Linked DNA regions of Homo sapiens: region 2 is linked to region 1. The links are chromatin loops, found by intact Hi-C in ENCODE. Cell type or tissue: dorsolateral prefrontal cortex. All regions are shown on one strand. Each heading gives the region's core, and the rest is flanking DNA. Links, peaks and the distances in the headings are about the cores only. Region 1 has its middle 120 kb from the start of LINC02337. Region 2 overlaps TUBGCP3 (tubulin gamma complex component 3).

What was found. Hi-C counts contacts between places; a loop is a spot of excess contacts. Peaks named below come from ENCODE experiments on the same cell type or tissue, not always from the same donor. Only the 100,000 strongest peaks of a DNase experiment are listed, where the experiment ranks them.
Region 2: it touches region 1 in a loop (3-fold over the local background); 8 of 110 quality-filtered maps call a loop at or near these places.

The regions. Positions count from the first base shown.
Region 1 is chr13:111,467,189-111,482,839 of GRCh38, forward strand. No RefSeq gene overlaps it. Among named protein-coding and RNA genes, the nearest start is that of LINC02337, 120 kb to the right of the region's middle. RefSeq lists an enhancer at 7,678-8,178. In dorsolateral prefrontal cortex, for the core only: CTCF peaks have their summits at 7,448 (motif pointing right) and 7,648; a DNase peak (open chromatin) is centred at 7,683.
Region 2 is chr13:112,508,097-112,523,747 of GRCh38, forward strand. TUBGCP3 (tubulin gamma complex component 3) reads right to left here. Exons shown (of 22, transcript NM_006322.6): 14 at 14,224-14,413; 15 at 11,790-11,925; 16 at 10,879-10,947; 17 at 8,344-8,479. Among named protein-coding and RNA genes, the nearest start is that of TUBGCP3, 72 kb to the right of the region's middle. RefSeq lists an enhancer at 1-442. In dorsolateral prefrontal cortex, for the core only: CTCF peaks have their summits at 2,088 and 2,292; a DNase peak (open chromatin) is centred at 2,071.

The sequences.
Region 1 (15,651 bases), core at 6,311-8,810:
CCAGGGCTAACTAATCCTTCTGACTTGTTCAAAATCCTTCCAACATGTCTGAATGAAGATTTGAGTGTAGATGCAGATCTAGATGTGGATACTGATGGGCAACACACATGCATGCACATAAACACACGTGTGCTTCTCTTTTCTCACATGGGGAGTGTCATGCTGTATGTCCTTTCTAGCTCAGACTGGACCCGATGTGGTCAGGAACAGTATCAGTGCCCTCTCAAGAGGAAAGGGACTTGCTTGAAGTATGATCCTTTCCTCCTTCCTCCTTTCATGCAGTAAACACTTACTGAGTGATAATACTGTCTTTCTCCTCCAGGGATGTGGCTGGAATGTGTGTTGTAAGTGGGGTGAGCGGGCGCCTGCCCTGGGATGCTGAACAGGAGCTAGAATGTGAGATGTCCCAACAGGAGAACCACTGCAGAGCCGTTCAGGGGACATTGCTGGGGGAGGGAGGGTCCAGCCAGTGCCTGACAGGAGCTCCATGGTTTGCTCTGTGAGTGCTGGTTAAGGGCGGGCATGAGGCTGGCTGTGGGACGGGGACATCCTATGCTAAGGACAGTGGCCCCCATGAGGGCTGGGGCAGGTCAGACCTTTCCCAGCAGGTGTCCTAGGTGGCTGCAGGAAAGAGAGAGGGCAGTGGCCTGGTGTGAGGCTGGAGAGACACAAAGACCAGGCTGTGGACCAAGTGATGGGGTCTAGACTTGATCCTATGACCGAAGGGACACAATTGATGAGCAATGTGTGTGTGTGTGTGTGTGTGTGTGTGTGTGTGAAAGAGAGAGAGAGCGCGCGAGCGCGAGAGAGATGGGACATGGTCTATGTTGTAGGCATTGCTTTGCCTGCAGTGTGGATGATGAACAAGTGAGTGGTAGGCCCCACAGGGGTCAGGAGGACGCGTAGTAGGAAGTGATGGGCGGTGGCTGGGACCAACGTCTGGACCAGGGGTGGCATGGGAAGGAAGGAAGCAGGTAAGACATTGGAAGAGTTGAGGTGGGAGAGGAGTCAAGGGGGTTCAGTGGGCCTGTGTGGTGGGCATGCAGTGGCAGACATGATGAGGAGCCATGCTTGGGAGCACAGACAGGGTCTCTGGCTCCTGGGACCCTGTGGCCTTTTCTCTGTGGCCTGTGTGTGGCTGAGACAGCTACTCTGTGCCCAGGTCCTCCTCGGCTCCCCCTGGGGTGCTGTGGGGATCCCGCCATAGCCACAGGATCAGCCTCCACATCACCTCTTGGCCCAGGTGCTCAGAGACCCAGAGCTTGGTGCTGCCGGCCAGAAGGGGGACTCATGTTCCCAGGACCCTCACCGGCCCGGCTGTGGGCCGGTCCAAACCCATGGGCATGCTGAGCCACTTTCTGCTCTTCTTGGAAGTTCCAGTTCAGATACCACCAATTGTGCTCCGTTATGGTGTTCCTGGCTGTTATCTGCTTCAGGCTTATTGTGTTTGCAGTGTGCACAGATCCGGCAGCGTCCCTACTCCAGAGGTGCATTTGCGTGTAAAGCTCTTAATCATTTAATGAAGCACTGAGGTGCTGGCCATCCCGTGGCTGGCGTGGGCTGCGAGGTGCAGGTGAAGGTGAGTGACCACAGTGCCTGCGAGATGCACTCGTGCTTTCTAACGGGCTGGCCGGGCCTCCCACTGTTCTATGTGTATGTCTATTTTCCATTTTGAGAGGCTTTACTTTTTTCTCTCTTTTAAAAATTAAATAGCGTGTTTGTGCACTATTAAAGATGACGTCTCTTGGGAAGGGCTTTTGAGGAGGAGGAAGAGCAGTGAAGGCCTCGATGATTGCCCATTCGTTTAGTCTGCTATCTGTCCTTGACCCCATCATCCAGCAAGCCCATTGGCTAAGGCTCTGATGGCTGGGTGGGCGGAAAGTCCAGCTAGGGCTGCTGTCCACCCCTAGTGTGTGGCAGTGTGTTAAATCAAAGCTCCCAACTTTCTGAGTTGATGTCCTATGGATAGAAACCTTATCTTCCCTGAGGACTTTGAAGCCAGGCTGCCTGGGTGCAAATCCATCTTCCACCCACTGCTGGTGTGACTCCTCCCACTATATTGCCTGAAATGAGCATACAAGTGATTCTCCTGCCTCAGCCTCCTGAGTAGCTAGGATTACAGGCACACGCCACCATGCCTGGCTAATGTTTGTATTTTTTTTTTTTTTTTTTAAGTAGAGACAGGGTTTTACCATATTGGTTAGGCTGGTCTTGAACTCCTGACCTCGTGATCCACCTGCTTCAGCCTCCCAAAGTGCTGGGATTACAGGCGTGAACCACTGTGCCTAGCCGGTTTATGGTTTCTTTAGAGGTAAGAGATTAGGAGGGGATCCCAGAGCTTGGTCTTTTGGGGATCCCAGCTGCCTCTGAGCCAGGGCTGCTGCTGTTAAGGAGGGCACCGATGCTCAGAGCAAGGGCCACTTCCCACAGCTGCATGGCCAGTCAGAGGTCCAGTGAGGTCCAGGGCCCGGCTCTTCTGATGCTCACCTCTTGAAGGAGCCAGAAACCAGGACACCTCCTTCCAGGCTCGTCCTGACCACTGGCCCACACCTGGTTATGGCAGGCATCCCCACCAGGAGACTAGAACTGGCTTCTTATTCTGATTCCAGTTCTGCCATTTGAGCCTCAGTTTCTCCCTCCTTTAAGTGGGGAAGACAGTAGCAGGGCCAGTTGTGAGCAGATTGGGGCTGGAACAGGTTGGCTGCCTTCATTCTATGCCACCCGAATGGTGGGATTCCTGCTCCAGGGGGTTGGTGAAGCCACGTGGAACACTGAGGGGTGTCGCCTGCGACTTGGGCCTGCTTCGGTGACGTTTGGGAATCCATGGAGACGTTGCCTCCACCCTTGCAGCCAGCATGCTTCCTGCCCGTCACAGCCTCTGCCCTTGCAGCCAGCACGCTTCCTGCCCATCATAGCGTGCTGCCGGCGGCGTAGTGTCCGTTTATTTAAGGCCCACTCGTGCTGGCCCCCGTGCAAAGCACAGACTGCCTGTCCGTCTCAGTGCTTGAGACAAGCAACAGTGGAGCAATGGGGGCTGATCTCATTTTTACAGTCAGGGAAGCAGGACTCAGAGAGGGGAAGCAACTTGCCCAAGGTCAGGACAGGGCCTGGTGGATTGAACACAACCCCGCACCGTGAGCCTTGAACCATGGCTCCTGGCCAAGAGCCTGTGTCCGTCCACCTGTTTGACTCCAGCTGGAACACCCAGATTTGACTCTCCTGCCTTTTCTTCAGTCCCTTTTTACAGTTTAGGAGAAGTTTAATTTCACATCTTTGGTGAGAAAATATACATATCTCCTCACACATGCGGCTAATCCCCCACCCTTCACTCACTCCAAAGCAAGTTTTCTTGTCCTTTCATCGAAGGTCACATATAAAATAATAAATATACTTCTCTTAAGAGTATGTGAACTCTGTCATCTGAAATATTTGAAAAATGACTTTTGAATTTTTATGGTTTCTATGGCAAAAAAAATTGCTGAAACAAAAACTCTACTAAATTTTACAGAACTGGAGGTTTGGATCTGCAAATGTGATCTCTCAATACCCATGGGGTCTGTGAAAGTCCCCGTTCGTGGCACTTCCTTCGGGATGAAGTAGGTGGGATTTCTTCCTGGGTCACTCCTAGGCTTCCAGAAGGCGCCCAAACAGGTGTTCCCAACAGGGGCCCTAAGCGCCCACTCCATCCACATGGGGCCAGAATCTGCCTCTCTCCTGAGCACCTGTCATGGTGCTTGTAATGCACCATCCCTGGGGGGATTGAAAGGTGAATCCCTGCAGTCATTTTCTGGGTTCTGTGGCTCAGATGAGGTGTCCCCTGAGAATGATGGCAGAAGCTTGTCATCACCTCCCTCACTGTCCCCAAACCGCAACGCTTCCAGTCTACCCAGAGAAGCCTGGTGCGGACATCAGTCAGTGTTGGATGCCATGGTTTGTCCAGAAGTGGGTGAAGCCCCCCCCCGCCCCAGTATCTGTGCTGACTGGAGCAGAGGACGCATGTGCCTGCTAGGGTGCACTGGCCAATCACTTCCCTCCCCCTCACCCCAAATCACAGTGAGGAGTTCAGAGGGGAGTGTGGGGCGCACATGAATCAATACCGCGTGTACACGGACCAGGTCCTGGCCTGTCTCTGCATCTATAGATCCACATGCGTGTCAGATCCATGTCTACGTATCTATGCATCTCTGCATGTTCCAGACCCTGTCTCTACATGGGTACGATGTCCCTGGGGTGCTGGAAGCCTCTGGCAGCAGAGTCTGCTCCTCAGATGCCACCTGGCGTGCCCCACACCCCAGTCATTCTTGCTTTGCTCCCTGGAGACTCCATTCCTCCAGTCACAGGCATTTGGCCCTAGGGGCACGGCTGGCACAGCATAAGGTGAGGGAGGTGCGTGGTGCGCACAGGTTAGAGGCGTTTACCCTCGGGACCATGCAAGTGCAGCGGCAGAGCCCTCGTGGGCCCCTGAGCACAGGCACTTCTTTGCGATTTGCTCTCAGGGTGCCTCCATTTCCTCATCCCAGTCTACGTGATTCTCAGGTGAGTCTAGCTCACAGCAAAGAGATCACTGTTCACTGTTAAATTTTAAACTGTGGTCATTAAATGCTATTGCACAGGCAGTATCTAAAGACTGATATCTAAAAACATCTGATTTTCAAAAGCCAGAGTTTGAGAGAGAAAAGATTTGGAAAGAATTCTACGGACGTGGCTTTGCCTGCGGAAGGTCAGAGAATGAGGGTCCAGGACAGAATCACACCCTGACTACAGCTTAGGGAATCCTTGGTGACTCTCTGGCTGCACCAAAGATCAAAGAGGGCCTGGAAGGAGAAAGGTGACAGGAGGGGATTGGCCCGAGCCCAGGTGTAGTAAGCCCATGGAGGCCCTGGGTAAGGGCTCAGGGCTGCAGAGAAGGGTCCGGTCTCCTGGGGTGGGTGCAGCCTCACCGAGAAGCCTACAGTGGCCCAGCCCTGGAGGGGCAGTGAAGGATGGTGACCAAAGAAGGCCCCAGGGCAGCTGCTGACCTGCCTTGACACACAGGATTCTGGAGCCCCAAGGGGGTTGTGGAAGAGCCGCATGGGCCACAGAGAACCAAGGATTCTGAGATGGGCTAAGGGGCATAGGCACGGACCACCGGCCTCAGGCGGGGATGGGGTGAGGGCTGTCAGCAAGGGTGAGGGGCATCCCGGGGCAAACGCCAGTGGAAGACCCAGGCCAGCTCAGGACTGGCTGTAGACAACTGGAAGGACAACGTGGAAGATTCTGAAGCCTGGATAGCCTCCTGGGAGAAGGAGATGCGTTCCAGCGACCACCTTGAAGTCTGGAGAGGACCAAGTGACCTTTGATGGGTGAGATGAAGTTTCGTGCTATTTGTGCAAATGCGGGTCAGTGGAATATGTGACTTTTCAGTTACGGAGAAAGAAAATCAAGGCATCCCACCGATTTCAGGTACTGCGGCTCTGATACTTGTACCTGCTACACTTTGCAAGGAGGTTGGCAAACAATCTTCCATCTGCTCCTGTGTGTCTCGCTGTCGGGAATGGGAAGGGAGGCATTCCTAGGGCTGTTGGCTTTGTGGGTTCCCACTGTCCCACTCCAACATTAGGTCTCGCAGGAGCTGGGATGCAGACCCTGGTCTAAGGCTCATCCAGGAGACCTGTGACGATGCATTTATTTTCTAGCGATCCTCCCTGCAGAGAATGAGCTCCTGAAAGGTGGCCCATGGCATTCTGGGAAGAGACTGTTGGGTAGGGAAGGTCCAGGGTTGGGGGTGAGTCTTGGGGTGGGCAGGAAGGAGGCCTGGCTCATCTGGATCAGCATCTGGTCAGGAAGCAGGGCTGGGGACAGGCAGGTGTTTTCCCATGAGCAGTTTGCATGGAGATGCCTTTCCTGCCCCCAAGAGTGCAGGTGCCGATGTCTGTGTACGTGCTGTGCACGTGGGGGTGCAGACTTGGCACAGCCCTGCACAGTCACTGGATGGGCAGCGGCAGACGTGGAACAGGTCAAACTGCCCTTTGTCTGCAGACTGGGCAGACCTGAGGGACGTGGGGAGAATCAGGCAGGACTCACTGCTGCAGGGCTTCCAGTCACTTTGGGAACCCAAAGGAGCTTCCAGTGCTGAGCCCACTGCAGGCCGTGTGCGGGCAGGGCAGGGACTGAGAGCAGGGGCTTTCCACCAGGACTTCTGCCTGCTGCAATGAGACGGGGCCAGGCAGGCATGAAGCGGAGGCCAGGGGGCTGTGCCAACCTGGAAAAAGTACACATGTAGAAAGTACATGAAGAACGTGATTACCTACAACAGCCCCAGCCAAGCACAGCTGTTCACATTGGGCCCATTTTCTAGGAGTGTGTCTAAGTGGGTGTGAATGGCTGTGTTCAGACTGCATACTCTTTGTATTGTCCCATTTGTCAATGAAAAGTAAGTCCTTCACTTTGGACTGGAAGTCCAACTTTTTTTTTTTTTTTTTTTTTTTGAGGCAGAGTCTTGCTCTGTTGCCCAGGTTGGAGGGCGGTGGTGCAGTCTCGGCTCACGGCAACCTCCACCTCCCAGGTTCAAGTAATTGATTTTCCTGCCTCGGCCTCCAGAGTAGCTGGGATTAGGGGCACCCACCACCATGCCTGGCTAATTTTTTTTGTACTTTTAGTAGAGATGGGGTTTCACAATGTCGGCCAAGCTCGTCTTAAACTTCTGACCTCAAGTGATCCATCTGCCTTGGCCTCCCAAAGTACTGGGATTACAGGCGTGAGCCACCACGCCCGGCCTAGAAGTCCAACTTTTTACCCTTTTGTCCAGACAAGACCTAGTCTTTTTTAGGGGGAGGTTCTGATTAGTGAGTGTAGATTTGCACTTGGTACTGAGGCCTGGTCATGTTTTTAAAGTGTTTCATTGATAAGCTACGGGTGCATGAAAATGTCTTATAATCACACCAGTGTTTGCACCTTAATGTTGTCGTGGGGTGAAACAAGGCTCTATCCATTCACGCTTGGACCACAAGGTCACCTGTGCTTGTTCCCTGCAACTTTGATGTGGGGCTGGTAGGAGACCTCCTGCTATGGGACAGGGGCCAATTCGGGGAGTGTCGAGGTCCCCCTCCGCCAGAGGGAAGCTGCAGCCCCAGTGAGGGGTCAGGAAACCCCGAGTGCTCGGGAACAAGGCTCCAGGGAGTCACTGTCCCAAGCTGGGGAGTTTTCTAAAGGTGTTCGTTGTTGTGGATGGAAGCGACGTTGCTGCCGGACTGGGACGCAGGTGCCAGGGGATACAAGCGAGTTCCGGCTTCACCCACTTTCTTGGTGCCTGTTAGGGAGGCGGGAGCTGTGAGTGTCCTGGAACCCTGCATTTCTTCTCTTGGCTTCCTTTTTATTCTAGAGCTCATGGTCTCTGATGGAGGCTGATTAAATCCCTGGATCTGGTATTTCTAAAGAGTGAGGTTTCTTGTCTTGCCACCAGATGTCAGTAAAATCCCTCTTAAAATAAATGTGCTGCTGGGCAGGTGGATCCAGAGAAGGGAGTCCTGTCTAGGATTTGAGGCTTGGCTGAGGTGCCGGAGAAGGCTGTGGTCCTGTGTGCTGATATGGGCAGCTCTGGTCCCCAGGCTCCTTGGGGAGGCCTGACTCTGAAAGCTCCCCCAACTTGCCTGCCTTGCAATCCCAACTCTGCTGGCACCCTCGCTTGTGCAGGAGGCCACTGCAGTGCAGGCGTGGGACGCGGAGCTGCTGCTGAGGGACCGGGGAGGGGCCCCACGCTGGGGTCTCAGCACTCAGGTTCCTCTGCTTCCGGCAACACCTCGGGCTCCATCTGTGCAGGATTTGTTGCAGGAACAGGGGAGGCTTTACAGGGCTTTGTTCAGCGTGGTTCTGCCTGAGGGCGATGACATTTTTATTTATTTTAATTTATTTTTTTGACACGGAGTCTCGCTCTGTTGCACAGGCTGGAGTACAGTGGTGCGATCTCAGCTCACTGCAACCTCCGCCTCCCGGGTTCAAGTGATTTTCCTGCCTCAGCCTCCTGAGTAGCTGGAGGCTACTCAGACGTGCGCCACCACGCCCAGCTAATTTTTGTATTTTTAATAGAGACAGGGTTTCACCATGTTGGTCAGGCTGGTCTCGAACTCCTGACCTTGTGATCCGCCCGCCTCAGCATCTCAAAGTGCTGGGATTACAGGTGTGAGCCACCACTCCCAGCCAACATTTGTTAATATAACTGCAGAGCCACATCGCGTCCACACCAGGGATGCTGTCGGGGTGACTCTCCATAGGCTGGAGAGGACCCCAGGAGACAGGGGAGGGATGGTGCTGACGGAGGTAGCAGAGGGCCCCGGGTGCAATCCCTATAATTCCCATGCTTTGCCACTTTACCTTAGAAATAGGGACCATCTCTGGATTGTATTTATTGCTCATGAAACAGTTTCACGCCTCTTTTCCACTTGTTCCAGCAGAAGCGTGTGGGTGGCACTGATTCCATTAACGTGTTGTCATCTTATTTACTGGGTTGATACTGATTCCAGAAGCTCTGGGCTGAGAGTGGCCCAGGGTGGGCCTAGCTGTCCTGCTGGGGGCTGGGAGGGCGGCGAGGTGACTGGATGTGCAGGCTTTAGGTAGAGCTGCACTTAAGTCCCAGCCACACTCGTGATTCCTGGATCACCCTGGGAAGTGTCCTGATCGTCCATCTTGCTCCTGTATCTCTAGAATGGCAGCAGTAATGCCTCTGCCATCAATATTTTGAAGTTTAAACAGATACTATCTGAGCTGTAAGAGCAAGAAGTCATGGTGAGCTCTGCAGAAGAGTGAGGAGGGACAGGAGCTAAGAAAGGGCCGAGCCAGCCCTGTAGGCCTCCCACGGGCTTGGAGGGCCCTTGTCTTAGTGGACAGATGAATTGCTTGGGTGATGATGAGCTGGCTGGGGGTTTGGTGGGCCCCTGTCTTAGTGGACAGATGAATCTGCTTGTGTGAACATGAACTGACTGGGGTATCTTTACATGAATAAAGAGCAGATTCGCCAGGAAGTGGAGAGCCTTGAACCAAGGCTTCACGGAATGTGGACACAGAGAGAAGGTGGGACTGCCAAGGCCTTTCCTGAGGCCCCCGCACCTGGCCCAGTGGCTATCAGGTGGCATTCACCTTTGCAGAGCGTGAGAAGGCACGGATGCTGCTGGCAGGCCTGGGCATGGTGGCCCAGCAGCCAGGGCTATGGACAGGAATTCCAGGAGCATGGCCGCTTCCTGGTGCCAGGGGCCTGCTCACCTAGGAGGCCTCTCCCAGGCATCAGATTAGCTTCACAAAGAAGGGAGGCTTAGTGACACCCTGACTCATCTCCCTGAAATAAGAAAACTAACTGCCTAATTCGAAGGCCAAGTCAAACCCTGAAATAGTCCTGGAACTGGAGGGTTATTTTAGGGATAATATAACCACACCAAAAAAATTCCAATGCTCGTTCCTCCTGCCTCTTGCTTTACTATTTCAGATTTTCAGAGTGTTTTTTGTTTTTTTGTTATTTTGGGGGAAAGAAAATCGTTGTACCTCTGCTATTTTTTCCTAAAGTTACATTAAAACCCAGATGGATGCTTTCTTTTCTTCCGTTCGGTGGTGGTGGTGGGGCATTCCTCTAAGATAAGAAGCAATCTTCCCTTCCGGGGTTGTTGAGTCTGGGACTCCTGCTCCTGGGTCATGTGGTTTGGCTCCGTGTCCCCTCCCAAATCTCAGAGCTGTGATTCCGGTGTTGGGGGCAGGACCTGGTGGGAGGTGATGGGATCCTGGGGCCAGATTTCACCCTTGCTGTTCTGGTGATAGTGAGTGAGTTCTCAGGAGATCTGGTTGTTTAAAAGTGTACCGCACCTCCCCCTTCACTCTATTCCTCTTGCTCCGGCCACGTAGGACCTGCCAGCTTCCCCTTCGCCTCCCGCCATGATTGAAAGTTTCTTGAGGCCTCCCCAACCATGCCTCCTGTACGCCCTGTGGAACCAAGAGCCAACTGAACCTCTTTTCAGTGACCCAGTCTCAGGTGTTTCTTTACAGCAGTGTGAGCATGGACTCATACATAGGATCTTTTTTTCCAGCCCTGACTGTGAGAGACTTGCTGGGGTCTGGGCTTGAGGTTCACAGGTTTCTCCTGGGGTGGCTGGGGTGGGGTGACAGCCAGGCTCTGGGCTCAAGCACCTGACACACCTGGCCAATGGGACCACATTCCCTAGAAAGGGGCCATGGGAGAAGCTGGACATCCACCTGCCAGGGTGAGCCAAAGGGCAGGAAGACTGACTGACATTTCAGAGCACGATTCACCAGGAAGCTGATGTGCTAGCTGTCTTCATCTTTGAAGAGTTCAGGAAGTGTTGGAAAAACCAGCTGCTTCTAGAAATTTCTCTCGTATTCTATTTCCTGACATAGAGATTGCCCATTTTTGGTTCCATGGGAGTGTGTATGTCTCTTAGGCCTCAGGCTGGGTTGCAATTCCCAACTAACTGAGACCACTTCCATTTCAGAGAGGGAGGCTCTGTGTGCACCATTCGAATTGTCTTGCAGAAGGATTTATTTTAGATTCTGATTAAAAAAACAAAACCTGAAACAAAACAAAACCTCACTTGCCTGTCATTTTCTGGAAAGTTATCTTCTCCATTCTTAATTTATTTCCTTACGACAAATGTTATTTATTTTCATTATTAAAAATTTAGACTACACATATGAGGTAAAACACAAAAATAAAAATTCATTTTTCCTGGTGATAACTGCTTTTGTGGGCCATCTTTTAAGACTTTTTTCTATGTGCGTATTTTTTTTTACAGTAGTGATATACTTGTCAGTATTTTTTAAAGGCAGGGATAATGGTGTACAATGAGAAAAATTTAGCAAATTCTACATACAGGTTTTTTTGTTTTTTATAAAAAGTAAATGGAAATAGACTAAAATCACATAGAACTAAGTGGCCGTTCTTCAAATGATTCAACATGGAGTTACCATAGGACCAGCAAGTCCGTCCCTAGGCACATGTGAAATGGAAACTCAAGAGAAATAAAAATGCACGTCCACACATCAACGCGTGCATAAATGTTCACAGCCACATCACTCAGTTGCCGAAAGACGAGAACAACCTGAGTGTCCGCCCCCTGAGGATGGGTAGACAACTGTGCTGTATCCACGTGGTGGAACGCTATTTGGCCTCAAAAAGGAATAAAGTGCTGGTACAGGCTGCATGGAGGAAGCTTGAAAACGTTATATAGTAAGTGAAAGATGTGAGTCACAAATCACTACCTAGTATATGATTCTGTTTCTATAGAATTTCCAGGCCGGGCATGGTGGCTCATGCCTGTAATCCCAACACCTTAGGAGGCTGAGGCAGGCAGATCACTTCAGGTCAGGAGTTTGAGACCAGGCTGGCCAACATGGCGAAACCTTGTCTCTACTAAAAATATAAAAATTAGCCGGGCATGGTGGTGTGTGCCTGTAAATCCCAGCTACTCAGAAGGTTGAGGCAGGAGAATCACTTGAACCCGGGAGGTGGAGGTTGCAGTGAGCCGAGATTGTGCCACTGCACTGTAGCCTGTGTGACGAGCAAGACTCTGTCTCAAAAAAAAAAAAAAAAAAAATCCAGAATGGAAAAATCCATAGGGACAAAAATCTATAAGACAGATTAGTGATGGCTTTGAACCTGAGGGCAAGGGCAGAAGGGGGCTAGAGGGTGACAGCTGAAGGCACAGAATTCCTCTTTGTGGTGATGGAAATGTTCGAAAATGCACTGTGGTGAAGGTTGCACGTACCTGTGAATATATTTAAAAACCATTAAATTGTACACTTTTAATGAGAGAATTAATGGTATGTGAGTTATATTCCAGCTAAGCTGTTGGAGGAGAAATGTGAGGAACCCTAGACTTGGGAATGTGAAAGGATTTTAGCAACTGTGTAGCTGGGAACCTCTGTATTTGACCATGTGATGTATTAGAGAGCCCCAAACCCCTTACTAAACAAGGAGAAATATTGCACAAAATGCAGCAGACATTTTAAATGGGTAGTTCAATTCGCAAGAAAGTAGGAAAAATCTCCAAGGGCTCTGAGACGAAGAAGAAAATGAAAATCGGAGTGGTCTATAAATAAGTGGTATTTTGGCAGCCAGGGTGGGGCAGGCGGCATTGTGGGTCTCATGGTCTCAGTCACCCAGAGACCTGTGTTTTGGTCCTCCCCAAATAAACAAGTGGAATATTGAAAGCAATGTCACTTCCCCCCCACCATAAAGCCAGGGTCCTTGCTAAAAGTTCCATTCTTGGTAAAAGCACATTCTAGAAATCATCTCTGCACTGGTGCTTGGTGGCCAGGAGGCTGGACCGCAGGAGAGGATGGTGGCGTTTGGATTCCAGCCCCAGCTCCGCTCCTGCCCTGGCTGGACCGTGCTGCCAGCACAGCCTGCGGACCCCCCGAAGAGAAGTCACCCAGGCCGTCCCAGGACGGGGCATCCCCCTCTGAGGCCCTGCAGACGCAGGCCCTAGACATGCCTGGAGGCCGCACCTCACAGGTTTCCCGCAGATCGAATCCTGCTGAAGAGGAGCTCATCCTCCCCAGATGTGAAGCCCAAGAGGAACCAACTCACCCAGAATTTGCTGAGGAAGCTGGCGTGCCGGTTCTCTTCATTTCTGAGAAATTCCAGAAGTGCTGGGTAAACCAGTGGCTTCTAAAATGTTCTGCCAAGTCTTCCATGTCCTGACGCAGAGATTGCCCATTTTCAGCGCTGAGGGGAACTCTTGTCAGGTGCGTCAAATAGGAGGAGGATGCAGGATCGTCACGTAACAGAGCCCAGAGAGAGGCAACAAGACCCAAATCTTCCCAAGAGGAAACTGAAACAGAGGTCCATGAAAACCACTGGGAAGAAGGTACGGGAAGCTTTGAAGAAGAACCAGGCAGAGCTTCCAGCAACTAGAAACACGACTTCAATCAAAACATAAGTGACGGGGTTAGAGGGGAATTGTGTCTAGCTGAAGGGAGAATCTGCTGGCATTTGAAGAAATTGCTCATGGTGCGGAGAAGCCTGGTGGAGACGGGAACTAGGAAGGGTGGCTACAGACCTGCAGGCCAGGGCGCCGTGTCCCCATGTCCCCATGTGTGTCCCTTACCCTGCACACGCGGTAGCACATGAGGCTCAGGGAGATGCTAGGGGTACCCTGGGTGGGCAGGGTGAGCCACACGTGCCCAGTTTGGAGCTTCTGAGGTCCGGTGCTCCCATCAGGAGACCAGACCCCTGTCTGTGAAACAGCAGCAAAACCTCATCGCAGGGGCTGACATCTGAGAAGCCTCCTAGGAGGCCCCCCAACTCCTTTCGAAGGGCAGGAGCACCTCTGCTCTTCTCCTTCCAAACCAACAGGCTAGTGTGGGCAGAGCCTGCACCATGAGAAAAGGAGGGGACTGACTTGTGTTTGGTAAAGAGATTACTCAGATGCATCACTTTTAGAGGATTTGCACAAAATGATGTAATAACATGTCAGCAGGGGCAGTTGGTGCTTGTCGTCAGAAGTGAAGACGATGACGGTGGTGGCCATTCCGGGCGGTGTCCATCCTGCTGCCCTGTCCGGCAGCACAGCATCCTTCTCCCATCCTGTGGGCACCTTTCTGGTATTTTGCCCCCTCCTTCTTCTGGCTCCCCATTCCTTCCTCGGCCTTTTGCAGCCTGGTTTATGAGACTCAACCAGGAGGAGAAAGCATTCTCTGAAAGTACCTTTGGATTAGAATGGGACCGCCAGGGAGAGAAGCCCAGACGGCAGGAAGTGGATGTAGGAAAGTCTTCTGGGGGGGCTCTCCTGGGATGAGGTTCACAGGGACTGTGAGTGAAGAAAGTACATGAAGAACGTGATTACCTACAACAGCCCCAGCCAAGCACAGCTGTTCACGTTGGGCCCATTTTCTAGGAGTGTGTCTAAGTGGGTGTGAAAGGAGCTGGCTTCACTCACAGACGGCCCCCGTTGCCCAGCTGCCGGGGAACATGCGCATGTGGTGAGGGTGGGCGCTGGCCAGCTAGGTGGGGATGAGTGATAGAGTCTGTAAACACGGTCGCAGGAGAGGGCCGGCTTGGCTCATTGTAAGGCAGATCTGGAGGCCCTTCCCAGCTGAGCAAACACCCACTGGGGACATTGCTGGTGCTGAAACCCCAGGAGGAACCAGAGTAAACATGATGGCCAGTTATTAAAATATGAAGTCACATCATCATTTAGGATTACGCTTCAGCATCCCCGAGTGGTGTCTGGAAATAGAGATGGTGACTGTTGGTAGCAACGTTCTCAGGTTGCTTTTGAAGCTGTGTCTGCACGGAGTTTCAGGTGCAGGCTTGGAAACAAATTAGAATCTGTCTCGGTGGGAGTGAGTAGCTATGGGTTCTATTTTATGAACACTTTCCAGGGCAGCCATTTTATACCAGCCCAAAGCAATTACAGCTGAAGAGAGAAACTTTCCAAAGGACCTCTCCCAGGATGTCAGTTACCTCATGTCATAATTAAATCTTTGCATATTTCAAACCTTGACTTTCTGTGCCCAGATCAGCACGACTTGAGTGCTTCCATGAGAAACTATTTTGCATTTTTCCTTTTGTTTAGCTGTGTGGAAATTTGAGTTCTGTAAAATGCTTATTATAAACTGGGACTTCATTTCTAAAAACTTGAAATACGCTTTCTAAAATCTCCTGCAGTTAGGCAGTTAGTAATTTTTTTTTTTTTTTTTCTGAGAAGAGTTTCGCTCTTGTTGCCCAGGCTGGAGTGCAGTGGTGCGATCTTGGCTGACTGCAACCTTTTGCCTCCCGGGTTCAAGCAGTTCTCCTGCCTCAGCCTCCCAAGTAGCTGACATTACAGGTGCCTGCCACCATGCCCGGCTAATTTTTATATTTTTAGTAAAGATGGGGTTTCACCATGTTGGCCGGGCTGGTCTTGAACTCCTGACCTCAAGTGATCCACCCGCCTCAGCCTCCCAAAGTGCTGGGATTGCAGATGTGAGCCACCGTGCCTGGCCACGTTAGTCATTCTTTTTGTGTCAATCAAATGTTACAGAAAATGTACAAGATTTTAAACAATCAGAAATCTGTAATGCTTTGTGTTTCCTGTGGCACTGGGGCTGGCAGCACATCACTGGCTCTTAGGTTGCAACAGTGACTCCTACCTCGGCCAGGGCGGGGTGGTGACGCTGGTGCTGGAGGCCAGCTCTCAGCTTGGGTTCCCCAGAACCGTGCCCATGAGGAGCCACATCCAAATGTCATGACTTGCCACAGACTCACCTTCCTGTTACCCATGGCAGGGTGTTGTAGGAGAATTAAATAAGATACTCCAAGAGCTGTGCCTACTAAGATCCCCCTGAAATTGGGCAATAAATCTTAGCAATTAATTAGTAATGGATTGGCACTAGGAAATCATAAGATTTAGGATCTAGACTCAGACCCTTGGGTTATTACTGCCTGATATGTAACAGGGGAGTGAGGAGGTCATTTCAGATGGGTAGCACCTGAACCCTTATGTCCTTGTTAGGGAAAAGATGGTAACCATTCAATGCACATTGAAGGCCAGAAGTGGAGAGTAGACTTCCTAAACAAAGGCGAGCATGATGACGCAGAGGTTGCTATCATCCAGCATGGCCTTCATCCACCATGCTGCTCCCTGGCACATTGGCCTTTCCCTATGGAGACACCATCCTGGAACCCTGGGC
Region 2 (15,651 bases), core at 1,050-3,549, 1.0 Mb after region 1:
CAGCCTCAGCATCCCGCAGCCCTGGCCCCACCAGGTTTGCATTGCTTCGCTGTCATGGCTTTGGCTCTGCCTGTATCCCTCGTGCCCCCTAGTCACTCCAAGCCCGCCTCTCCCTCCTAGCACACACTTAAAAGGCCAACCCGTATCCCCTCACTCTGAATCCATCTATTCCTCCTCTGTGATTTTCAGCCTCCCCCTCCTTCTCCATATCGGCATCTCAAACAGCCTTCCAACAAACAAAGCGTCTAACTTCGTTAGAAGTTTTGACTTTGATTTTGCCCAACTCTTCTGTAGTATATCTTTAAATTTTCAGATGCCATATGGCAGCCCAGAAGGGGCCTGTTAGTTGAAAAGGTATCGTGCACCACGACAGACAGGTCTACAGCCCCCACCCCAACCCCATCTTCCTCCTAGCCACGGCACCCTGTGAGACTGCAGTTCCCACGCACTGATGTCCCTTCCACATTCCACTCCACAACTTCAAGTATCATCCAGGCTGATGACATCTAAAATCTTTACCTCTAGTCTAGATCTATCTTAAGTTTAAGATCAGTCTGATTAATGGCCTCACAAGGTATCCTAAAAAATACTCAAATTAGCGTATTTGAATGGAATCACTATCCCCCCCAAAGAAGCTCTTCCTCCAGTGCTCCCTGGGTGGTAAAAGATGCCACCACCCACCAGGTCCTCAAGTCAGAGACCCAGGTGCCACTGAGACTCCAACCACCTCCTGGCCTCCGTACACGCATCACCTGGTCCTGCTGGCGCCACAGCCCAAGCCTCCCTCAAATCCATTCCCTTCCCTCCAGCCCCGCGGCTGCTGTAACCATAAAGGCCAACGTCACCGCACACGGATTATTACAACTGGCTGCCCTGCTAATCACCACGGTCGCGCCCCAGGTTCATTATTCTCAACTACCTGAATCCAGACCTTCAGGACGTGCTCGTGGCTGGGCTCTCCAGCCCCATGTTGCAGCACAGTCCCCCTCCACAGCTTAGCTGAACATGCTGCTCTCCTCCCCACTGACCCGAACAGCTCATCCTCACCTGTCAGGGGCCAGCCTGGACACCATCACCTCTGGAGCCTTCTGGAATCACCCACGTCTGTCAGATGCCTCATTTAAACATTCCCATGCCACTTGGATTTTCCCGTATCGATTGACTGTAAGATCCTGTGTAAACATCTGTTCTGCCCTAATAGGCCATGAGCTGCTTGGCCACAGGGAGCTGGTTTGTCACCTTGTCACTGGGAGCCAGCAACAGGGAGCACTAAGTGGGCCCTCAATGATGATTTCCTGAAAGAATGCGTGATGTTGACACTGGACGTCAGAGCAGGCAGTCTGCATTCCTCCAGATCTTGAGTACTCAAACTCACACCTTTCAAAAGGTTTCTATAAGCAAGGTCAATTTAGCAACAATGTGAATATAGGTGTTCTTTCCTTTTACAGTCTTAAAGTACTACCAGCGAATACAGTTTTCCTTCTAGAAAAATCATCTTTTATTGTGTCTACAATGAGTACGGAGGACAGTATCTTCAATGGTCTTCTTTTGAGACAAAGCCCCTTGACAGTGAGAGACATATGGTTGCTGCTGAGGACGCTGCTACTGAAAAGAAACCTCGTAAAACCATCCACATGACAGAAGTCTGAAATCCCTACAATATCACAATTATTTTTCTTTCCCAAATGAGAAATTAAACACTACAGGCAATAGTATTTCTGAACTTCTAACTACTCTAAGGCTGTAATGACTATGAACTCAATTCACAAGGCACAATTAGTCCTTTAGTTCCTAAAAAATTCCATTTACACCTGCCAACATGCCTAGGATCTCTTTACCCAGCACTCTGAAAATATATTTTAGGCACATGTTTTAAATGTGTTTTTATGGCTGACCCACAAGTAACTATATAATTATAAGAATCCCAAAAGCAAAGCAACATTGGCAATAAGGTCCAATGAATACAGGATGCACATCTCCTGCAGGGCCGACGCCACACTGGACGGCCGATACACAAAACTGGGCAGCCACTATCTCCTCCCGCTTGGGCAGCAGCTAAGTGCCAGGCTCTTCTGTAATTCTCCACTGACCCCTAAAGGCTGTCGAAAGAACTTCAAGTTTGACTCAAACACCGGCTCTTAAGGACTTGTTCAGGCACCTTCCGCCAGAACCCCCTCACATGCGGAGATGCCCCTATAGATAGCATCGAGTACTGCTAAACATGATATTTGTTTTTTTTAGAAAAGACCTTAAAACAATTTGTTCACAATTTCAAAATCACCTCCTCAACCCGTATTTATGTATTTAAAAGTGACCTTACTGTATTTAAAAGTGACCTTATCAAAGTACCCATCTGATCTATTTTTCTCAAGACTAAGGATCCAGATGACATTTGTTAAGACCTAGGATTGTTTTCAAAGTCTCTAACCACCTTTGAGGATCTCATCCTTACATCATCGGCATTCCTGCTCTCCCAGGCAAGTAATCACGGCAACAGTGAACTTGGGGGCACTCACCACAGGCAGGTGCTGTTCCAAGTACTTTCACTCAGACTTAATCCTGCAACACTAGGAAGTAAGTGCCGTCGCCACCTCATCCCCCAGATGAGGAAACTGAGGCAGAAGATCAAGAAATCAGCTGAGGCCACACAGCCTCAGAGACAGGTGATGGGGTGGGGACTCCCCCAGGCAATGTAGCTCTAGCACCAACGGCTCAGCTTAAAGTTTCCATCAATTGGAGCCAGGCACCTCCAATCTGTATTTGTATGTTTCACTAAGGATCCAAAAGACTTTTGTTAAGGATCTTTTGGCTCCTTAGTGAAACATATGAATGATGAGTGAAACATACAATGAAAACAGCAAGCACACCTCCTGCAGGGCCAAGGCCACACTGGACAGTTGATACACATTAAGGATACAAAACACAGGATACAAAAACACAGATAGATACACAAAGAAATTTTTAAAGAGAAAAACTTCAACTCATCCTTTATCATTCACTGAGTCTAAGACACTGTCATTTGTAAGATGAATCGTTATTATATGAATCATCAAGAAAGTAAAACAGTTGCCAGTCACACTGACAGACACCCTGACCACAGTCCTGTGCGGGAAACACCCTCTGAACCCACCGCTCAGATGGGCCCCTCACAGGGCACTGCTGGCCCGCGGGCACCTGCCTTTCCTGGTAAGATAAAATCTGCGGTGCTGCTTTACATGGAAAAGTGGCATTTTGGTTCTTCTCTCAATAATAATTATGTGCTTCATGGATTTCAAATTTATGCTCCACTGCTATTTCTACACCTTTCTGCAAACACAGCAACTTTTCATTTCAAAATAGAGCCAGGGTGGATCCAGGGTGTAATCTTTTTGAAGGCAATGAACCGCAGCTGGGCCGGTACTAAAGGCTGTGCTGCCGGAGCACAGAGCCCAGCTCCAGGATCCAAGAGGAGCTGGGGCCAGGTTTACGCAGCTGCAGGCCACAGGAGCCTGCAGCTCCACAGACTTTAAGACACATTGAGAACATGAAAGCAATGTGTATCTTAGAAGTGATACAATATGGTTAAAAGGAAAACCAAAAAAAAAATGTAGTATGAGCTATTAAACCTTCATTTACCTTATTATTCGATATATTGGGCCAAAACCAAATTTGGGCCAATCCAACCTTTTCAGATTCTGGGTCTCAGGCTGCTCTCCACTATACACTAGGGAGGTTTGACTGTGGTATCTCCGAAGTGCCTTCTACTTGAAAGCTTTCTAATTATAAGGGACCTGCTGGTTCAGATGTGGCCCCACCAAGCTATTTCCACAGCCAGACACTGCTCTCCAATACCTACACAAGGAAGCACTTACTCAGACACTCGTTCTCTCGAAAGCACATTTCATTCAGTGGGATTAGAAAAGATAAAGGAAAACCTGTAACTTATTATCATTACATTTTAGACAAGAAATAATTGAGTGTCTAGTGTACAAGCTCTAATTTTAAAATGTAGTATTATTTACATCTCATTTTAAGCTAGTGGAGTTCCATCATCTTAAACAGTGGCTGAGCACAGTAGCTCACGCCCATAACCCCAATACTTTGGGAGGCCAAGGCGGGCAGATCACTTGAGGCCAGGAGTTCGAGGCCAGTCTGGCCAACATAGTGAAAACCCCATCTCTGCTACAAATATTAACACAAAAAATTAGCTGGGCATGGTGTACATGCCTGTAATCCCAGCTACTCAGGAGGCTGAGGAATGAGAATCGCTTGATCCTGGGAGGCGGAGGTTGCAGTGAGCTGAGATCACACCACTGTACTCCAGCCTGGGCGACAGAGCAAGACTCTGTCTCAAAAAAAAAAAAAAAAAAAAAAAGGCCCAGACACAGTGGCTCACGCCTGTAATCCCAGCACTGGGGGAGGCCAAGGTGGGCAGATCACCTTAGGCCAGGAGCTTGAGACCAGCCTGGCCAACATGGTGAAACCCCACCTCTACTAAAACTACAAAAAATTAGCCAGGCGTTGTGGCGGGCACCTGTAATTCCAGCTACTCATGAGGATGAGGCAGGAGAGTAGCTTGAATCTGGGAAGTGGAGGTTGCAGTGAGCCAAAATCGCACCATTGCACTCCAGCCTGGGTGACGGAGTGAGACTCCATCTCAAAAAAAAGGTAAACGTAAATCTCCACTAACCACTGTTCCCTGAGAACTTCAGGGACCATTTCAGAGAATTAACATTCTCTTAAGAGCCCTCTAAAAGCTGTCTAAACATTAATTTTTAATTTTTGTCTCAGATGAGTAAGTTAATGTCTTAAAAACCAGAGGAAAACTAAGAAAGTGTTACTTCTGAATCAGACTTCTATTAGAACCTGACTACGTAAATTTCATCTTGATTCTTCATGAACGATGAACGCATCCTTGTTTTCCCTCAAGAACATAAGAGATCGATTTTATTTCTAATAAAGACCAAAAGCAAATTATTTCAATGCCACTGTTTTGAAAGAGGAAAGGGAGGGAAGCTGAGGGAGAAAGAAAAAGCCTCCATTCGTTCCCTCCCCACCCCACACAAAGGCTGAGAAAGAATACAGGCTCAGTTACCTGTATTGGTCCATTTCATTTTGTGAAATGTTATCTGAAACATGAATTTAGTTTCCAGTAGTAGAAATGTTTTTTAGATTAATTGACTCTAACAAACCATTTTAGTATTAGCCGCTGTGTTTTGTCCAGCTGACTGGCAAATACATAAAAAGCTGCTACCATCCAGGATTGGTAGAGGCGTGAAAAGCAGATCATCTTACATGAGGAATGGGTGGGATCTGCTTGGTAGATCATGATCAAAAACTCTTGCCCCCAGCAAAGCACTTTCACATGTAACTACTTTCTGCACACCATGAAGCAAGTTACTACTTTGATGAATATTGCTAAAACACTAGGGTGATAACTGTTGATACTTTAAGTAAGACTAAGCTGTCCTCTGCATACCACGCCCATACAAGGCCCCGTGGCAGCTGTTGATGGGAGCTCTCTACAGGGTCTGTCTGTACTCTGCTTCAGATTTATCATTAGCAGGACATTTCTAACGCGCTGGATTAGCAAAATCAGCTAGTTGATTTCTGCTCATGAAGCTGCTTGGCCATGAACTACTTTAAAATACTTCTTTATTAAAGGTAAGAACACTGACACCCCAACAGAAACACAGGTAAAACAATTCCTGAAAAAGGAAATATGGTAGTCCCCCACACAGTTTCTCTTTATGCTGTTTGTCACCTGCTGTCAACGGCAGTCCAGAAATAGCACATGGAAAATCCCAGAAATAAACAATTCATAAGTTTTCAATTGAGCACCGTTCTGAGTAGTGATGAAATCTCACACCATCCTGCTCCAACCTAGCCAGGAAGTTAATCAACCCTTTGTCCAGCAAATTCATGGCGTATCCAACCCCCCGGTTAGTCACTCAGTAGCTGTCTCAGTTATCAGGTCAACAGATCACGAGAAAAACAGGTGAGCACAGTACGGTGAGATCTTTTGAGAGAGACATAACACCCACATAATGTTTGTAATAGTATGATGTTAAAATAATCCTATTTTGCCATTAGTTATTGCTGTTAATCACTTACTGTGCCTAACCTATAAGTTAAACTTTATCATAGGTAGGTACATATGGGGAAAAGCAGTATACGTAAGGTTTGATACTATCTGAGGTTTCAGGCATCCATGGGGTGGGGGGGAGGGTCTTAGAATATATCCCCTGTAGATAAAGGGAATACTATATAATACAGCAAAACAAAGAAAAAAGAGGCCAGGCATGGTGGCTTATGCCTGTAATCCCAGCACTCTGGAAGGCCAAGGTGGGAGGATCACTTGAGCCCAGGAATTTGAGGCTAGCCTGGGCAACAAAGGGGGACCCCATCTTAAAAATAAAAAGTGTTCACCCTCATCAATCATTTTAAAAGCATAACATTTAAAAAGCATAAAAGTTGAAATGAACTTCCATTTTCACCTATGAATTGACAATTTATTTGAATTAATAGCCAATGTTAACAAAAACAGTGATACAGACAACTATCAACAATACAATCTGGGCTTACTGAGATATGAGCTAAATTGGTACACTTTTCCCAAAAAGTGATCTGATAATATCAATAGAGTTAAAATATGAATACTTAGTAAGTAAACAGTCAAACTAAAATTCAAACTGTTAAGCAAGCAGTTCCACTTCTATCTATTCTCAAGAAATATTCAGAGGCATATAAAGTTGTATTTATAAAAACATGCATGGCATTATTTATATCGGCAAAAAATTGGAGGAAAAAACTACATGTCCAGGCAAAGAGAAATGATGAAATCATATGTACATGAGGTAATATCGTGCTATTAAAAATGGTTCAGAAAAAGTTTCAATAGCGAGGGGGAAGGATCAGCAGAAGAAGCTGGAGTCAAACTCTGTGAAGCAGGATCCTAGCGATATAAATAAATTTTATAAATAATAAAATATGCATTTTCCCATACATAGAAAACTGATCAAAAAATTTATTAGTTATCTCCAACTAGAAAACAAAACTCATTATTGATATTCAATACAATAAGAGAAGAGCAAATTGATACAGACGTTGCTAAACTGATAATCAGATCAGAAAACTATATCGCAACCAGCCCATATTTCAAGTTGATAATGGAGCTCAGCCTTCACAGAGGCTTATTTTGACGTGTGACAATGACAGCATCGGTTTGGCCTTGAATTGGTCTAAATCCACTACAAGAAAGATGCTGCCTCGTGAAGGGGGCAGCCAGGAACCGATCTACCTGGTGGTATTCATAAGAACACAGGGGGAAGGAGAAGTGCAGGCAAGTACACATCCAGTTAAAGCAACTGTGAGCAAGGGAATCCGCAACAGTGGCGAGAAGGACGGTGTGAAACCATGGAGAAAGGAGACCCGCAGAGCCCCAGGCGTGCATGCAGCCCTCTCAGCACGGCCCTCCTCCCGCCTCCCGTCCAGTGGCAGCACATTCATAAGAAGGGTACCCTGCCCGCAGCCATCACTGCCTTTAAAAGAAAATCTCCCCTTTGCTTCCCTCTCAGCTAATTCAGAGGATTCCTACCATTCACTTCCCACTATAGTCAAATATCAACACCCAATAAAAACCGACAATTCTACATGTCAGTGTTGGCTCAGACAGGGAACTCCCTGCCCCACAGCCTTCGGCAGGGGTCACTATTCTGGATCTCTGGTAGCTGCTCAGGGACCAGCCTGTGAGCTGGTAAAGAAGCAGAGATCATGAACTGCTTTCTCCAAACAACTGCTCTCTTTTTATTCTTAACAATTACTTTTCACCAAAGGATTAAAGGCATATACCATTTAGTTCTTCCTTAGAGACATACCTACTGAAATACTTTCTCAAAGGTTCTGACCAAATCAATTTTATATAAAGACTTCAAAATTACTTGTAATTTAAGTCATTCAATGTTTATAACATTAAAATAATCTTGACTATCTGATACCTAAGAATTTTTACTATAGTTTTAGATTGTTTTAAATAATATATTCTCATGTTCTGGTTTATGGACAAAACAAAACATTAAAGAAATTCTCAAAAACAATTTAGTTAAAACACTGTATGGATTTTAAATGAGTCAGTGATTTATTAAACTGTTTTCCTTAAAAATAGGCAATTTTTAAAAAGTATATATATGAACATTAGAATAAAAAATAAATGTGATTTTAAAAGAAAGTTCGCCATCTGAAAAAAATATATAGCTGTCACCGTGAGTCTACCTTAACTTCTGCGGAGTTGCTGGAAACCGCACCCAGTGGGGGCTGGAGGCCGCTGGGAGTGTGTGCGGACCCGTGACCGTGCTGGGGGCTCACCTGGCATGTTTCTCAGGAGCTTTGCATTGCACATGTGTCCCTTCCGTATGTCAGTGAGGATGTATTCCATCCGCTTCGCCCTCCAGAGGAAGTTAAATACTCTTAGGTAGTGGCTCATACATTCTCGAGTAAACACCTGGGATAACAGCAGAAGACAAGTTGATAGTATTCCCACGTAAGAATCCTCTCAGTACAGGTCTCAATCTTTTTTTAAAAAGGTACATTTTAGCAAACTATCATAATAGGCAGCATGCTAAGTAAAGTCACAGTAACAGAAGGCAGGCATTTTTATGCCAGTTGTACAGATGGGGAAACAGAGGCCTAATGTTACACAGCTTGCAGTTTATTAGGATTTTCAATCCATTTTAGACTAGTCTAAACCTAGTCTAAAATGTGGACTCTTCACTACAACTCCCCCCAACCCGCCTGAGGGATCCGTGAGGCAGGGGTGCACTTTCTTCTGTAACAGTAGCTCCTAAGGGTGGTGAATCTCATGGAAGGTAGGCCTAGAAGAATCTCCCGTCTGAAAAGAATCCTTCAGGTTATTTTCACCCATTTACTTTTATTTTGTTTTTTTGTTTGTTTGTTTGTTTTGAGATAAGAGTCTCACTCCGTCACCCAGGCTGGAGTGTAGTGGTGAGAACTCAGCTCACTGCAACCTCCGCCTCCTGGGCTGAAGGGATTCTCATGCCTCAGCCTCCTGAGTAGCCATAATTACAGGTGTGTGCCACCATGCCCAGCTAATTTTTATATTTTTTAGGAGAGGTGTGTTTTTGCCATGTTAGCCAGGCTGGTCTCGAACTCCTGGCCTCGAGTGATAGATTTGCCTTTTTTAAATAAATCTATGATATAAACTTTTTTCCTCGAGTCCTTCTACTAAAGTAGAGCTTTACAGACCTAAACATTCAACATTATTGCATTAGCAATTGTTTATGTACATGGCATGACAACTTTGACACTCTTAATGAGATCTGTAATACTACGAAATAATTAATTATCTCTTATCTAGGCAATGTTCAGTTTACCTATTTGTCAAGGCACTCAGACTCTGTGAAATAATCGATGCAATTATCTGTACTATGGTATCTTTTATGCTATGAAAATAATACGTAATGTATGCAAATTAACAAGGCAGGAGATATGAAAGTTGCTAATTTAAATAATTTGTTAAGGCCGGGCACGGTGGCTCATGCCTATAATCCCAGCACTTTGGGAGGGAGGCAGGTGGATCACCTGAGGTCAGGAGTTTGAGACCAGCCTGGCCAATATGGTGAAACCCCATCTCTACTAAAAATACAAAAATTAGCCAGACATGGTGGCTTGTGCCTGTAATCCTAGCTACTTGGGAGGGTGAGGCAGGAGAATCGCTTGAATCTCAGAGGTGAAGGTTGCAGTGACCCAAGATTGTACCACTGCACTCCCAGCCTTGGTGACAGAGTGAGACTCTGTGTCAAAAATAAATTAAATAAATAAATAATTTGTTAAAATATCACACTGCTTTTTGCATTGTAACTATTTTAAATTGTTTAGGATATAAGTCAAAAGAGAAAAAGCTAATTTGAATATGATGAGAAATTAAATTTAAGAGAAGTTATACACTTAAAATATAGTAGCTTTGATCAATAAAGGTTACACACCAGGAATTTATGTGTAAAAAGGAAATTGCACCAGCAGTTCCCATCTCACTGTAGACAGGAGAGACACACTTACCAGTGGCAGGTTTCTTACCCCCAAGAGGAAAGAGGGTGAGTGTGCCCTGATGCAATTATTGCAGCAGCGTGATATGCACCCTGAGAGGCGGGAAAACAGCACGAAGCAGGCTCTACCAGAACCACTGAGAAGAAATTTTAGAGCCCAACTATATTCCTTCTCAACAGAATACTTTTCCCAATACCTCAAAGAAATGCAATGTCCTTCTTCAGTATTTCAGATATAAAAATGACTGAAGTAAGTTTAGAGGGTATCTTGGTCAAGGAAATTTATTCAAGTCTGAATACTTTAAAAATGCGCACTAAAAAGAGGCATTTTAATTGCAGACATGTAAAAAGACAGCTTTCCTGGTCAGCCTTTTATAATGTGGTAACTGTTATGTAGGTAAAAGCACTATGAACAAAGTACAGCTGCTTCCTCATCGGTTTAAATGAATACTAAATACCAAATTTTATCTAAGTAGTAAAAATATGATTCCCCTAAAATACACTTTATAGTTCCTTTCACATTATCCTTAACTAGTTGCCACAGTATAAGAATAATGGAAGAAAATGAACAGTCCATTTATTAAGGAGTTGCTGAAACCTATGATAGAACAAATGATATTTTTAAGAATTTTTAAAATAATAGAGCATTTCAGTACTCATTAATAATCATTTAAAACACACACACAATTTTGGCTTAAGTATTCATTCAATGAGTAGATCTTAGATGTCGAGTGATCACTTGAATTAGAAGTCCCCAGAGAAGAAAGCCAATTTCAAACAAAATGTTTAACAATCTTAATAGTTGTAAATACTATAAAATGATGCAGGATAATCTTACAGTTGCAATTGGTCCGTCAACATGATAATCGAGGCTGAAGACATCCCATCCAGTGTCACCTGGAGAGACCTAACAACAGAAACAAACACATAATTGCAAGACCTTAAGCTTCTTGCTGAAGAACTTGTTAACGCAAAGAAAAAGCAGTAAAATAATGCCCAATTGTTAAAAACTGCTCAACAGTTCTGAGTGCATCTTCTTGTTAACTTCTACAACCTCACCAATTAGGCAATAATGAGCACACAGTAGGTGCTCTGCAAACATCTGGCAATGCATGGTGTATTTCTGAATGAATATTGTGACTATGCGTTTAAAATTCATCACCATTTGCTTACGACGAAAACCCACTGCCTCTAAATATGTTCCAAATCTTTTTATTCCAAGATGACTCTTGCAATATTTTAAGAAAACCAACCGTTCTGCTAATGATCTTCCATCACAACTAAGTAAATAGTGGGTTTATGTTCATAATAACCACACCCTTAAGAAAAGTCATGTCCTACCAAACTGCAACTAAAAGCATCCATTTTCTGATAAATACCATCGTACACCATGTCTTGTGCTCCTGTTGGATTTACTATGAGAAGAAAGCACCATTTTCTAAGCATCTGTGATATGCTGCCCAGCACAGGGCAAGGGTGTCATGCGTTTTCTCCAGCTTAAGCCTAGCAGCCCTGCAAGGCTCCCCGCTGCAAGATGGGCAAACGGAAACCCAGATGGTGGAGAGGGAGCAGATGTGCTGACCAGGCAGTAACAAGCCACAGAGTGGAGTTCCTACTCAGGCTGCCCAGTTTCCAGAAAGATAACGGCTAGCTGTGCCTGAAACAACATGGAAAACACTCGCTAGAACACCCCGGCCCAGTGGGTCCTCGGTGCCGGGGCGGCGTTCCCAACACGCAGAGCCGCAGTACCTCCAGCAGCCGCACGTCCAGCCTTCGCAGGATCTCAGGACTGTCAAACTGTGCGTTGGTGGCTCTGACAGCGGTTTCTAGAATTCCAGTCAAGTTATGCTGATACAAAGTCGTAGCTGGACGGACAAGTTCTGGTCTTAACAAATTTTTTAAAAATTAAAGAAAATATTACTTCAATTCTTAATGAACTTTAAAAAACGTATAAACTATTAAAAGTAAGAGTTCAAATTATAAAAACTCAAAAGACAAATGGGACCAATACAATAATGCGGCAACAAAAGCTTCAGAGCATTAACTGCAAACAGGGCTTACTAATTATTGTGGAGTTACATTTCTTTAAAATCTGAAAAATACTGATTTTGGCCAGGAACATTTGCTCAAGCTTGTAATCCCAGCACTTTGGGAGGCCAAGGTGGGAGGATCACCTGAGGTCAGGAGTTTGAGACCAGCCTGGCCAACATAGTGAAATCCTATCTCTACTAAAAATACAAAAATTAGCCCAGCATGGTGGCGGGCACCTGTAATCCCAGCTACTTTGGAGGCTGAGGCAGGAGAATCGCTTGAACCCAGGAAGCAGAGGTTGCAGTGAGCCAAGATCGTGCCACTACACTGCCTGGGTGACAGACAGAGCGAGACTCCATCTCAAAAAAAAGAAAAAAAAAGAACTGATTTTGATTCAGCTTAAATTGAAAGTACTTAAATGTGCTATACATGTTAACAAAGTTTTCAAACTTCAGACTGGCCTATGAGTAGCATGAGCTGATATAATTTCCTTTTAGACCCAATGGGAAGAGGAGAGGCCTCCATCAAATCAAAGCAATTAGGTACATGGATGTCATGATTCTAAAGGGCCAAGAAACACTACACTTTCAGCAAGCATTTCTTGAGGGTTACTGATATCTGCTTTTATAAATATGAAGCTAACACGTCTCTAATCGGGGGTGACCAAGTTAGGAACACCACTAATCAACTCAGGTAGACGTGTAAGCTCTACAAAACACAGGGCAGAGACAAGGTGAAAAAGACACACAACGTCAAATAAACCTAAAAACTAGGAACTTAAAATACGACATTGAGGAGAAATGAATTTTTCATTTTATAGCACGCATGTGATACTTTCAACATTAAGATTGGGCACAAGGCGAATGCGTTCAGCCGGCTCTATGATGTGACCTATGACACCATCAGTGTCCTCCAAACCTCACTTTGGCTCCTCATCTCCATCTGCACCAACTGACCCACATACACACCCCATGCCCCCATGGCATTAGAGAACATTTCCCCTTTAAAAGCTCATCACCACTCATACTTCAAACAGGTGTTGACCTCATCACAACCAGCATTTACTGTACTAGTGAACTTTCTTTTCTTACAAATGTGTTAGCAGGCATCAGCTATGACTAAGGCATGAGCATGTCACAAGCCAGCTATGGCTGTGTACGCCTCAAAAAGCCACATGAGTTTTCACACGGGAGACTGGCTTCTGGCTAGAAGGTAGGATGTAAGAGCCTGCATGTCTCAAACAGTGCTTCTCAATGTGTAGTCCCCACAAACGCAGCATCACCAGCAGCTGGAACTGGCTGGAAATGCAAATCCTCTACCCCACACCTGAGAATCTCATTCTCTGAAGTGGGCCCACAAGCTACTGCAGCAAGCTTTCTAGTCTGTGATACACTGAAACTTGAGGACCTGAGGCCTAAAACAATTGCTTGGGGAGCACTGGCAGGGTTTAAAGGTAAGTTACTATTTTGTGTCTTAAAGGGAACATTTATCTTACTTTAAGTGTCCTAAAAGGAACACCAGAAAAGAAGTTTCATTCTTCTAAACACTTGGGTGAAAATCTCCAGGCCCAGGCTGTGGACCCCTGGGATGCTCATGCCCAGGCTCACGCTGCCTGGGCCGGGGTCTGCACTGTCTCTAGACCTAGAAGCACAGCAGGCTCTGGTCCAGAACTTGTGGAGAAGGACATACATTTAACTCTGGAAGGGAAGATGCCATGAGAAATGTCAGGGAGCAAAATGAAAAGGTCATAGTTTCATTTTTAGGTGAACATTAACTACAAATATAAAAGTAAAATTCAACTTTAAAATATATATTTTATTTTTCAGCTTTATTTCAAACTCAAGCTAAAGTTAAGTGTGATTTGACCAACTCCTCATACATGAAGACTGTAAGCCCCACAGTTTTGGAAAGAAATGCCAGTTTCTCTTATGAATAAAGCACAGAACATGACAATGATGCTCTGCTGATAACCAGAGAAAAATGAAGGGGCTTTACCTTTTGAAAATTTTACATTCTTTTCAGATTTTATTTTAAAAAGTATGCTCGAAGAATTCAACTCATTTTCTTTTAATATAATTTATTCTTTTAAATACAAGATTCCTTATCATGTCAAATATATTACTTATTTATAGAAATCAAAATAGTGCCTTACTTTAGCAAGTCCATTAAGTGCCTTATAAAGTCTCCTTGACCAAGAAGCAGGTACCGCCTCATTGCCTGCATGTGGTCCAGCAAGCTGTACTTTTTATTGAGAACATCCAACAGGTATTTGCTGGTCTCAAAATAAGCAGCATCAATCTTCCCCTGAAATGCATTTTCCAAGTCTGTGAATAGGTCTGCAGCTGTAAAGAACAACAGGGAAGAGCACACATGCATATGTAATTTGTATTTCCACAGAGGAGAAATGAAGGCACATACATCCAGACTCAGGGCCAACCACTGCCTGTGGCATCAGTAACAGACTGACCGCAGGCACAGACAGCTGGACATTCCACAAAGGAGACCAGAGCCCTAAGACCACACACATGAAAACAATTCTGCCAGCTGGGTTCACAGCAGACACCTACATGTGTGTCTTCATGATTTCCAAATCCCTTAATACACTGTAACTAACCGTAAATCTCACCAAAACACACTGGTAATAGGGCAAGTCAGTGCTGAGTCACCCGTCCATACCCATAAGATGTTTCCATAAATTAGTCTTAAGACCAAAACAGCACATGCAAATAAGCTTTGTGAATTGTACAACTCGCAAAAGTTGAGTAGTAGTATCATGCACCATAGAGTGAACTCTACGGAGATTGGTGGAGATGTCTAGGGGACAAAACCAGATTGTCACCAATAAAGACGCCTGACTCTAAGCAGTAACATAGCGGAAGAAAGCATTTCCATAGCTTTCTATTGAGAAGAAATTGCAGGTGGAGACTATACACATAACAGAGCTTCTTACAGTGCTGATTTACATCTGCAAAGCACAAAACCATTTTTAAAACTTATATGAATACTTCATTTCATTAAACCCACAATAATACTTAAGCTAGACAATAACCCCAGTGGGAGGAACAACCTCAGACTGAGAGAAGGAGGCAAAACGCTAGCTGAAGACTAAGCAAGGACAAGAAAGGCGAGATCTTCTGATTCAGAGTTTAAGTCTCTTTCCACTATCTGAGTTACCCAGTTTAAATATACCAGAAGACTCTTAAGATTTGTTTGTCCTTCCGAATAAGAAAGCAGTTAAGACAGGCCTATTTTAGTGTTGCTATTATTCCAATTTCACACTAGTAGCAAACAACTAAGATGCTCCCAGTGAAGAAACTGTAGTTATCTGAGGATGAGTGAGGTCTGCCTGGAGTCACGACACCACGGAACCCCTTGATGAGCTCACCACAGTCCTGTTTTAAGGGCATGGGGTTCTATTTCCATTGATCTACGTAGTTTTAATGACATAAAGATTTTTCTCTAGAAATGTTTTCATTACACCCTTGTTTGAGTCATTAAAAATTTTCATTCCAAAGAGAAGGTTTGAATCAGTCTTAGCCCAAAGCAGCCTATGAAGACACAGAACCCAGAGCCTCCTCGG